Linked DNA regions of Homo sapiens: region 1 is linked to region 2. Evidence: chromatin contacts called from ENCODE Hi-C or POLR2A ChIA-PET data. All regions are on one chromosome and are shown on one strand. Each heading gives the region's core, a stretch centred on a gene start or an enhancer-like site at or near the end of the contact. The rest is flanking DNA. Distances are from core to core; before and after follow the strand shown.

What was found. Hi-C counts contacts between places; a loop is a spot of excess contacts on that map. ChIA-PET counts read pairs that join two places held with the same protein, here RNA polymerase II (POLR2A).
Region 1: a map of mammary epithelial cell shows a loop between it and region 2 (1.8-fold over the local background). The contact joins the enhancer-like site here to the promoter of DRD2 in region 2. A Hi-C loop is called at or near these places in 1 of 168 maps with a recorded cell type or tissue (mammary epithelial cell). POLR2A ChIA-PET finds 5 or more read pairs at or near these places in 1 of 52 experiments (Caco-2).

Annotation. Positions count from the first base shown.
Region 1 is chr11:113,342,556-113,347,989 of GRCh38, forward strand. It overlaps TTC12 (tetratricopeptide repeat domain 12), which reads left to right. Exons shown (of 22, transcript NM_017868.4): 13 at 1,717-1,885. Among named protein-coding and RNA genes, the nearest start is that of TTC12, 31 kb to the left of the region's middle. RefSeq lists an enhancer at 1,416-2,615. Within about 2 kb of position 3,601, at least 2 of the 41 ENCODE cell types and tissues checked have a DNase peak (open chromatin) inside an H3K27ac peak, as active enhancers do; they include mammary epithelial cell, where a contact is called at or near this core.
Region 2 is chr11:113,471,183-113,477,320 of GRCh38, forward strand. It overlaps DRD2 (dopamine receptor D2), which reads right to left and starts at 4,216. Exons shown (of 8, transcript NM_000795.4): 1 at 3,894-4,216. LOC105369501 (a long non-coding RNA gene) reads right to left here. Exons shown (of 6, transcript XR_948024.2): 5 at 5,924-6,017; 6 at 4,347-4,671.

The sequences.
Region 1 (5,434 bases), core at 2,351-4,850, 130 kb before region 2:
GGGATAATGATAGCTATGTCTCCTTTTCACAGGGCTACTGTGGGGAGCCAGCAATAGAGCTTGTGAATGCAGTTTGCATACTCTGAGATGTTAAGTAGGAGATAATACCTTTTTTTTTCTTCTTTAGTAGAGTAGAGGAATCAAGAACTTAAGAAATTAAGCTCTTGAAAATCTAGACAATACAAAATCAGGGGGCCTATTTCCTGACAAGAATTAAGGGGAGTTATGCCCAGACTACTGTCATCATCAAGGTGCCTTTCTACTCTGTGTAAGACCCTGCACCAGCTTAGGGCAGTGTTTTTGCAAACTCCCCTACAGGAGGGCGAGGAAGGCAGGACTTGGCAATGGTATGTCTACTCAGTGTGAATCTGACATAACAATCTGTTTACTCTTTCTGTGAACCTATTTATCGTTTCTGTGAACCTTAAAGTTACATTTTTTTATCATCTGAAAAATATTTTCAGATACCTGTGATGTAAATGCTGTATCACAGGTCAATAAAATCTTGATATATCTAACTCAATAAATGCAAAGCAGTTTTTCAGAAGGGCAAGGGAATGCTTAAAAGTAAGGACATGAAAATATGTCAGTCATCTATTGTGGAGTTGAGAAGAGAAGCCAATTACAGGGTAGGATGTATAATATTTTACACATTATTTATATGAGGGGTGAATAATAGCTCCTTTGGGGAATGGGCTTACCCGGAGGGGGTATCAACTAACTCTGTGTTGTTTGAATTATTTATATCAAGGTACTTTTCTAGTATAAGAACAAAATATATAATCAACAAGGACCTTTCCATTTCAGAAATCAGTAGATCCTATCTTACGTGGACAAGAGTAATTATAGGTGAAGTATAGGATTGAGATGTAATGTTTGCAACGAAAACATGGTTTGATATGTGGGCTACACATAGGATCCTGTAGTCCTGTTACTCTGGCTCTTTCAGGGCTAGAAGAGACCTGGTGTGTGTCTTCTACTGGATGCCGTGTGCTGTGTGTAAATGGGTAATCAGTACAGGAGGGAAGAAAGCCAAGGGTGATGAGGTCCAAGTGATGGGGCCCACCCCTTTGAGATCCAGTTTGCTCTGTTTCCTAGCTTAGCCTCATACTGCAGTCTGTACCCTGCAGTTTCAAACAAATTCATGTACCTGGTCAGAAAATGAACCAGACTGCCACCACCCTGGAAGAGCTTATGTTCTAGGAAGGAGGGCACACTTTATTCGTTAGTGCTCTCATGTGATATTCTAGTTTTCTGGATAACATTTCCTCAGATGACTACTCTAGCCGTTGTATGAATATTGATGGCCTAAAGACGTTCCACAATTAAACTGATTTATTTCCCTTTGCTAGTGTTTCCAGATACCACACACCAAGGAAGTTTGACAATAATGACACAGTTGATTTATGGGTGCCAGTCCCTGTCTGGCACAGTCATGTACTAACTTATTTAATCCTCATGATGTCCCTGTAGGTAGGAACGTAATCCTCATTTTACTGATGAGGAGACCGAGGAGCACAAGAGTTCATTGGTAAGGTCGCTCCCCTGGGCATTCGGACCCAGCAGTCTGGTTCTAGAATCCACACTCTTACACTTCATTATTCTGCCTTCAAATGAGTGGGCACCAGTTGAGTTTCCCATTAGGATAGAGGGTGACAGAGCTAGTTTAATTGCCATGATGGCATGCACAAGACACACAACCTCTGTGTTTTGCAGAGGAAAACCAGCGTGTGCTAGTGATACACCATGACAGGGCCAGGCTGTTGGCCGCCCTCTTGTCCTCCAAGGTCCTGGCCATCCGGCAGCAGAGCTTTGCCCTGCTGCTGCATCTCGCCCAGACTGAGAGCGGACGGAGCCTGATCATCAACCACCTTGACCTGACCAGGTAAGCCTCTGCTGGCAGGATCTTCCTGGGACATCTCATGTCATCACTTGACAAGTTCAGGCATGCCTGTCTCCCCTCCTATCTCTGTTGTGTGACTTGAAGGATCAATAACAGAAAGAGCCTTTGACAAGAGTGCTCTGTCATGAGGACCTCTGGGACAGACTCCTGTCCGAACTTGGTACCATGGATGGTTTCACTTCTCCTGAGCAACTGGCTCGTCCCCATCCCACAAATGGTGCAAATGGCAGTGCTTCCGTAGCCAGATCAGGAGCCCCACCTTAAAATAGGTCACTTGCTTCTCCGTCTTTGGCCTCGGTCCTATCTCTACCCTGTTCCTGCCATTCGTTTTCTTCTTTCATTCTTATTTGAGGTAATCCTGTCTTATTCTACGTGTCCTTAAACCCTTTGTGGAACAAGATGGAGTATGAATAAATAAAACATTTCAAATACTGTTGCATGGAGGTCTTTCCAAAGTGTAAGACTATGGGCATAGAATGTGTGTACCCTAAGTAGACTTTCTAGAAAGATTACTGAACCACAGTGATTCTGCCCCGTCCTTTATAATTTATTAGTTTATTTTTTAAATCATTTATTTATTTGTTATTTTGCTCACTTGTTTTACGTATTTATTTACTTTTATCTTACTAAGTTTTCAGTTTATTTATCTTTACATGATTAGTTTGAACATATGAAATTGCCACTTATTAGATCTAAAAGGTTGCATGCCAGCCATTTTATGTGGTTCAATCTAACAGAAATAGTGGCAATTATTGTAGCTTGCTTTATAAATGTTTCTCACACAATCTAAAAACAGGAGATGACCCTTCTGAGTTTTTTCATTCACTGCTATTTTGTTTTATCTCCCCTCATCCTGCGGGGTAGGCAAGGTAAGCTTTATTACCTCATGTCACTCATGGGGCAGGAAGAACTGCAGCAAGGAACCAAGGGAATCTCACCCAACTAGGCTGGCCCCCAGGTACTGTTCTGAGGACCCAGCTCCGCTCTGTGTTCCCAGTGGGAAAAGGAGCCAAACCTGCTACAACTGGCTCCTGTTCCTTCCAGATCTTTTTGGGACCCTGCTGAGCCCTCCCACACTGTCCAATTTGGTATGTAGGTCCATGTGTGCCGTGACAGGATGGTTATTAAGCCTTGCCTACGGCTCCCCTTCCAGGCCCAGTCGCAGCCTCAGTGGCTCCCAGGAAAGGCTTTGGCAACCCACTGAAGCTCAGCCTGCACGGCAGATGCAGATTGTTAGTGGAGTTCAATTCCCCAAAAGCACATTTCACATTTCAAATGACTCTGCAGTCATTTCCTCGATACCTTCATCGTATTTTTTTAATATTGTTTTTGTCTCTTTGAGTAAATGTAGCTATAGCTATCATGAGCTTTTCCCCTCAAGCTATCTTTGAATTGCTTGAGCTTCAATGTGCATTTTTCCAGTGTCTCGGAGAGTGGCGTTCATGATCACCTCGGGTGGTCCTGCCTACTCTCTCTAAGATAGTCAGAGAAACCTCAGCTTTTTACTTTTATGCCCACTAGCCTCCTTAACGTTCATCTCCAGTTGAACCAGACAGAATGGGTTCTCTGTGATGAAACGAGGCAGTTTGAAGCAAGACAGGGCTGCTGCACATAGCCCCTTGACCGTCACGGCAGCACACGTATCACATTCCTCCCACAATGTTTATCCTCAGAGAAGAGGTTGAAGGCATGAATGTGTGCTGGCCAAGGGCCAGTGTCATTTTGTAAAAAGTGCTGGGTTTTAGTCTTAAGCGTACTGAGTTTCAATTCCCTGCATGTCTCTGCTTGTGTGACCCAGGAAAGTTATTTAGCATGGACAGGCCCCGGCATCTCATCTGCATCACTCACTTATGATGACACGGGGGGTGATGCAGTTGAATTTTTTCTGCTGCATTGTGCAGAATACTTGAGCAAAAGGAGCTTAAGCAAAATAAAGCCTGGCTTGTTTTGTCACCTAATAAAATGAGACTAAAGATAGCAGCTATTGGTGCGGTGGCTTAAAGACGTCGAGGTCCAAGTCTCTGCCCTTCTCTTGACCTTCCTCACATGGTCATACCTTCCCTCTTGCTGCAACTCCAAGCTTCACATCCTTCTTTAAGACAGGTCAATACCAGCTGGATCGGTCCCTTTTATCAAGAAAACCTACTGCCTATTTCTCTTTGGACAGAATTGTGTCACATGCTACCCCTAGTGGAAAAAAAATGGTCCCAACTTCTTCTGTAGTAGAGTTAGGAAGAATAGAAGGGAATGGAGAATATCTGTGAGGTTAGCCAGCAAACAGCATCTGCTACAGAAAAAAAAAAAAAAAAAGCAACTAACATCAATTAAGCCTGACACATGGTATGATAAGGGCTCAATAATATTTTTATAATCATTTTCTCTTAGGGTATATTGTTTAGGGTCCTAAACTGAAGTAACCTTGCATTTATTAGTTACATGAAAGCATTTTCTCACCTGTGGTTCACTCACAGAGACAGCTGCTTATCAGCAGAGCAGAAAATCTGCCACCAAAAAAGAGGGTATGTGAGGAAATAGAAAGGGACACACCGTCCTCTCTAGGTGCTGAGTCCAGTTAGGATGTGTGCATTGTCACATAGTGAGGGGGCCTAGCTGCTTATGTCTGCCAGGACAAAGCCAAGATGGTCTTAGACTGTTGTCTCATCTGTGCTATTCAGGTTCATTAGCAGTCATCTTCAAGACCGAAGAAAATAGGTTTAAATTGGTGAAGGATGAATCTGAACTAACTGTAAAACAAATAAATTATTTTTGACAGCAGGAGCACTGGAATCCATTCCTGAAGATGTTAGGGATTTGCAGAAGCTTGGCGTCACCTGGGCCCTTAGAAACCATCCAGTCAAGCCCCACTCAGCATAGATGTCCTCTGCGTACCCCCATACAGCCTGTGCATGGTGCCCTCCAGGGGAGATGCCAGCAGTTTTCATTATTTTTAATCTCCATTTGATTCGGGATGGGCACTAACGCAGCTAATAGACTGAGTGGAGGAAGTCTTTCCCCAATTAGCGAGAGGCTGTGGATCTCACCTCCCAAGGTAGCCAACTGTCCATTTCAAGACAGTTCTGATTGAGATAAATTATCTCCTTACACTGTGCACAAGTTGCCTGCCCCGTACTATTCTGGGGCTGATTCTGCCTCCATACACTGAGGCCCAGGCCCAGACTCCTCCCAGCTTTCCAGTACTTTAGATATCTGAAAATACTGATATATTCCAGGTTAAGCATCCTTGTTACCTCCATCATTCCTTTGATGATTTGGCCTCCAGACCACTCCTAGAATAAGTGGCTAAATAGATCCAGCACCATAGATGTGGGTGACTGGAATTCATATTCCCAAAAGCCCAATCTGATGGCCTGTCATCTGTCTTTCTTAAAGATGTCAAGGTCAAAGTCCCTGCCCTTCTCTGCCCTGTGGCATTTGGTCCTATTGATCACTACTCTTCTGGAAACTCCATCACAGTGATTGTCAGGACACCATCCTTCCTGGCCCCTCTCCTACCTCCTGGCTATTCCTTTG
Region 2 (6,138 bases), core at 2,966-5,465:
ATGATTCTATTGTCAAAAAATAAGAAAGTTTTGCATCCATTTAAGTACAGAGGAAAGAAATCTCCAATTACATTGGTCATGGGAACAGGTGAGAGGCAAAAGTATATTAATATTAGATTCCAACACCATTAGAGTAATTTAAAAGGCCAGAGATAACATTAGTCTACTGCTCAAATTGGTAAATAAGCAATTTGTGCATCCTTAGTGGCTCCATGGTATATTCTGGAGAGCAGAAGGGCTTATACCTAATCCCAAGGTCCTTCCAAGGCCACAAAATGCCTTACTGGAGGTGAGAAGAGGGAAAATGGTGCTGGGGTTCAGCTAAGTAAGAGGCTACCTACAAAGGAGGGTGCCTGCTGAGAAGTTGAATCAACCTGTGTCCTTTCTGCTGCCCATGGTTTCCGAGTGTTTCCTATATGCAGGATGCTCCTCTGCTAAGCAGAGTACCTGGTAGGATGGAGAAGCTCCAGTTGCTGAGTCCAGTCCTGGTGTTCAGAAACTGGAAAATTCATTGGAAAAAGTTCTGTTTAGGAGAACTTTAATAAAAGAAGAAAGACCATTGTATTTCTGGACTAAGGAAACAGCTTCCCTGTTTGGAGTCAGGGGCATCTGGCATGACCTCTGAGGAGCCCAAGAAGATAACCTAAGAATCTAAAGTCCTATAAACTATATCCCAGGAAAATGCAAATGACTGGGCTGCTGTTCTAAGCTATTTTCAAGACCTCAACTCTTAGGTAACTGTAGCCTGCTGATATATAACTTGATTCTGGGAGATATTACAAATATGACTTAGGGTTCTGGCATTATAAAACCTCAACTTGATTCTTCTCTCTTCCTAGGTGTTGAGGCACCTTCACTGTTGGAGATTCATAGGTATTAAGCCACAAAGCGGGGAGAAGTGGTGGGTGCCAACACAGGATTGGCTCAAGGAAGTCTCATCATATCTGTCTCTCCTGGGCGATGTGCTCATATGTGTGCATGCACGTGTATGCAAACACACACAAACACATACACATACACACAGTGCTATCTTCACAGCCACACTTTTTTGTTAACACTAAAATGTAACTTTTACTTGCAGGGGAGATGGAAACCATTCTCTCCAGGCAGAGTCCCCACGTCTTTCCCCTTATACTTGTTTATTCAGAGAATGGTGACCCCAGACCAGTCCGGCTTCAGCAAGACAATCTCAGGAGTATGTGAGGCCATATTTCTAATGACCCTAAGTTCCCATTTGTTTCCCATAGTATCAAAGAAAGAACAGAAGCGTTTGTCTCAATTTCAGATTCTCCTATATCATTCTCAAGATAATTGCATTTTCTAGACAGAAATAATCCACCTTTGTAGGTGAAGGTACAAGACTAACTAGCCCACAAGCATCATTACTAGCCTTTTTACCCCTACAAGCCTCCTTGCTTATGGAACAAAAGAACCAAATCAATACAGTCAATATGTCACTTCCAGCAGGGCATGAGTGGCTACCAGCCTTGGGGAGCATGACGTGCTACTAGGCTGAACTAATCACTCCTTGGCATTTCAGGAGCACTTAGGTTAACAGATCACAGCACATGCATAATGAAAGACAATAACTCACCCAGAGGGGAGGGCAGGAGGGAAACACTGAGTTGACCCCCATAGAGGGACAGTTAGTATTTACATAAGTCAACCTGAAGCCATATTGGTGATTCCTTAAAAGGGCCAAAAATTTTAGAAAGAAGAAAAGCCCAGGAAGATCCTGGGGGAGAGGAGATTGGATTGCATCCTTAATTTCAGCAAAGATTTAATCAGGGGGATGGTCTTTCTACCAAGAGTCTCACACTTGAAGAATTTAACAGGTATAACAGCAGGAGACAAAGGGTGAGATTAAATACCTTAATTTTATAAATTTCAAATGTATGAAATTTAGGAATATTTAAGATATCAGCAAATGGTTGCCAAGGTACATGATTCTTTTAACTCTTAGAAATGCATTTTTATATCTTCAAGGGATTTTCTCAGATAGAATACCTGCTACCAATTTTATGTAAAATAAACTTGATTTCCATTTTCAAAATAAAATAAATGTATACAGACTCTCTAAGGAGTCTCAACTTTTTGGGAGGTAATTTGCTAATTCAGTGTACACATGAATCACTCAGAAACATTGTTAAAATATAAATTTCCTGGGCCTCCGCTTGAGATTCTCATTCAGCAGTTTTTCAAGGAAGAAGCAAAAATACGCATTTTTAACCAGCTTCTCAGGGAATTCATTAAAAAGAAAAAAACCCTTAGAGAAATGCTGCCCGGACTTCTACAACAAATCAGAACCTCTCCACTTTCTGGGCACCTCAGGCTGTGCAGGGAAGGTAGAAGGAACTCAATGATCTTTAAGAGCTGGGACTACCCTGGCCCTCATTTGGTTCTAGGTCTAACCCTCCCAAACCACTTCCTTGTCAGATGTCTGCATTCAGAGATGGCATCAAAACCCCCTGCAACAAATAATCCAGGAATTTTGAACACTAAGGAGGGAAGTCCAAGGCAGGGACTGAAACCCAGGAAAGCAGCTTGCTGATTTTCTTGAAACTGGTCATGCTGACCACAGTCTCTCTATCTGGCCACCCTCATCAAACAGCTGCATGAGGGAAAGACGATAAGCATGATTTCTTTTTCAAGTGGTCCTAATGCTGCAGGATGAATCAGAGATAAGCATGCATATTTGCATTTGAAGCAGGGTGGGAGTGGGGAGAATCGTTGAACATCTAGCTCCCTAAGGAGGAGCAAGGATTGGCCTAAAAGGTTTGTAGCCTGGTCAAAATACAGAAAGGCTTGGATCTGCAGAAGGATCTGGAGTGGGATCCACAAAGTGCCTTGCACCTCACTCCCTCACCCCCTCACCCAACCTCAAGAGCCACCGAAAAAAAAGTAGTGGGGTGTCAGGTGGGGCAACAGTGACTTGCTCAGACAGCTTCCTTGTGGCTGAGAGCAAGCGCCTGTCCCCACGGAGCTGCACTGCTGTGACTTGTGTCCATGGTGAAGCCTGTTATGTAGACGCACACGCACCCTCTTACCTCTGCTCTTCAAGAGGAAGCACTCAAGGGCTGCCCGCCTCAGACAGGGATAGGGAAGCGCTCTGTCTGGTGCTTAGAGGTGTCTCTTGTCTCCGCATACCACCCTAGAGGGGCTCTCGGTCCATCATAGAGCCGGGCCGAGAGCCGGGCGGTCACCCTCCGCTACTGCCGCCACCGTCGCCTGCACTGCCGGGTAGAAACGGGTCTGGCACCCAAGCCTCCCTCCCCGACTAGGTGTCAACCCAAGAGAAGGCGAAGGAGAACGAAAGTTCAGGACCAAGGACAGCGGCAACCGTGGGAGCGGGAGAATCCAGCCAGAATCTGCCTCTCCCCCATCCTTAGCTTCTGCCTTAGAAACTGAAAAGGGTCAGGTCGCACCAACACAGAGTTGCCAAAAACAGCCCTTCTTCCTCCGGAAGAAGTCGGAAACTCTGGCCGCGAGCCCCGGGTCTCGCGCTTGGGTGCTGGGGGAAGTGCCCTCCCGAGATTGTGGGGAGCGGCCTCCCTCCCGCCCTCCGATGCCGCGGCTCCGCCGTGCTGCCCTGGGCGCCCCGCGGGGAGGCTGCCCCAGCTGCGCCCGCTCGTGCTCGGGGAGAGGATTCCCTTCTAAGTGGCGAGGAGGCTACTGAGAAGGAGGGAGAGGGGATAGCAGCCGCGGGCTCCAGACGCCCTCTGCCCCCGCCCGACGGGGAGCCCATGCAGAGCCGGATCCCAGGCGGGCGCTCCCGAGCAGGCGGCCAGGAGTGGCCGCACAAACTTCTGGTCCTGGCCTCGCTCCCCTTGGAGGTCCCTCCTCCTCTCCCCGTGACACTGAGTCGCCCGCCGCTCCATCCGGCCGGTGCTTACCTTCAAGCCATAGGGCGCCCGGGGGCAGAGACGGCGCCGGCTGCTTGAGGCTTCCAGCTCCCGCCGCATCCACGCGCGGCCGCCCCTCCGGCAGCCGTCCGGGGCCGCCACTCTCCTCGGCCGGTCCCTGGCTCCCGGCCCCGCCGCGCCGTTCAGAGCCCCGGCGGGCAGCAGCTCGGCCGGCTCTGGCCCGCGGGGAGCAGTGGACGGGCCGCGGCGGGGCGGGGCGGGGCGGGGCCGGGCGCGGGGCGGGCGGGCAGGAGGGAGCGCGGGGACGGGGCGGAGGCGGCGCGGTGCGCGCGTGAGGCTGCCGGTTCGGCACTGAAGCTGGACAGCTCTGCGGCGCCCGAGCGCGGGGAGCGCGGGAGGGAGGTGCCCCGGTCCCCGCCCCTGAGACAGGCCCCGCCCCCGCCCCCCACCAAAGGAGCTGTACCTCCTCGGCGATCCCCGGCCTGAACGGGTAGGAGGGGTTGGGGGATTCCGCCATCCCTTGTTTTGAGGCGGGAACGCAACCCTCGACCGCCCACTGCGCTCCCACCCACACCCAGAGTAATAAGCTGTGATTGCAGGCTGGGTCCTCACCGTCTGCTCGCCAGTCTTCTCCTTTGAGGACTCAGAAGCCAAGGGTTGCGGGAGGCACCACCCATCCAGCAAGTCAGGCAAGGAGAGGAGGTGTTGGAAGAGGTCCGCATCCGTTTTCTGACTTCAGGTCTTGGAATCTATGTAGTCAGTTCTATTGCTGGACTCATCCAAAGGAAAAAGCCTGTTTGGAGTTGACCTGACATGGAAATGCAAAAGGAGGCCTCAGGGGTTCCAGCTCACCCTTGACTCCAAACTGAGGTGTGTGAGGCAGGGAGTGGGGAGAGGGAGAAAGAGATAGAGTGGTGAAGGGTGTTCCGCTGCTACCCTGCCCACTGTCATTTGGGCTGCAGAGGAACCTCGTTCTTCTCCCCTTTTCTTCCTCTCTCCTTTTCTTTCTTTTCTTTTCTTTTCTTTCTTTCTTTCTTTCTTTCTTTCTTTCTTTCTTTCTTTCTTTCTTTCTTTCTCTTTCTTTCTTTCCTTTCTTTCTTTCTTTCTTCCTTCCTTTCTTTTTCTTTCTTTCTCTTTCTTTTCTTTCTTCTGCAGCAATTAGTTACCAACTGTCCTCAGTTTGCCAGATTCTGTGTCAGATTCAGAAGTCACACACAGAAAGAAAACCAGGCCCCTGATCCCGCACCCTGGCAATCCAGAGAGGGGACCCCCAGGGAAATAACTGAGGCTTAAACAGGTGCTGTGAAGCACAAAAAAGCGAGACTTTACAGGAACCGGGCATTGAAGGAGCAACACCAGTTCCCAAGGGGAGAAGGTGGCACAACACTCCAGGGAGAGGGAAGAGCAGGGGCAGAGGACTGACTCTGCAGAGCAGGGAGTCGGCCCTGCATGGCTGGAATCCAGCCTCTCTGGGCCACAAGGATTAACTTCATCTCAGCATTTCCTCCAATGACACACACAATTATAGAAAGTGAGGGCTGGAAAGGACCTTAACATTCATCCAATTCCGCCTCACCTCAGAAGGGAGAACTGAGTCCCAGAGAGATGGAGTGTCCTTGCAAATCCCACAGAGTCCAGCACTGAACCGTCCCCCTCTCCAGAGGCACAAAACAGCACCTCTCTCAAATGCAGCCATCTCTGGAGGCACGGGAGCAGAGGAAGCTGTGGGCTCCCCACCTCACCCCACCATGACTCTTCCCAGCTCCTGCCCCTGGATCTTGCTGATCTGGACTGGCCTCCATTTGCCTGCAGGCTCTATAGGGAGATATTACACCAATAGGAGTCCTAGAATGTTGCCATAATTGCCTTTAAGGGATCAGCCATTACAGATATGGTTGACATCCCAGTGTTTCCCTTGTATACCCTTGGACCATTCTTTCCTAGGTTTAATCCACATAAGGAGATATTTGGTACCTCCCAACTCAGCACCTCTACATAGGTTCAGGGATGGGTCAGACTAGCCAGAGCACCTGGATTGGTGTCCCGCCTTGGTCACCTACCTGTTGTGTGGGCTTGCCTAAATTGCTTGATCTCGCGAAGTCTCAGTTTCTCCATTTTTAAGTGGGGACTAAAAATAACGATCTCTGAGCTTTACTGAGAAAAATAGATGAGGACATGTTAGACAATGGTAATATGGGCCATCTCTGGCTGCTCTGGGGTGGGGAGGGGAGCCCTGTTCATCAGGAGGCAGAAGCAGGAAGAAGATGAGCTCCAT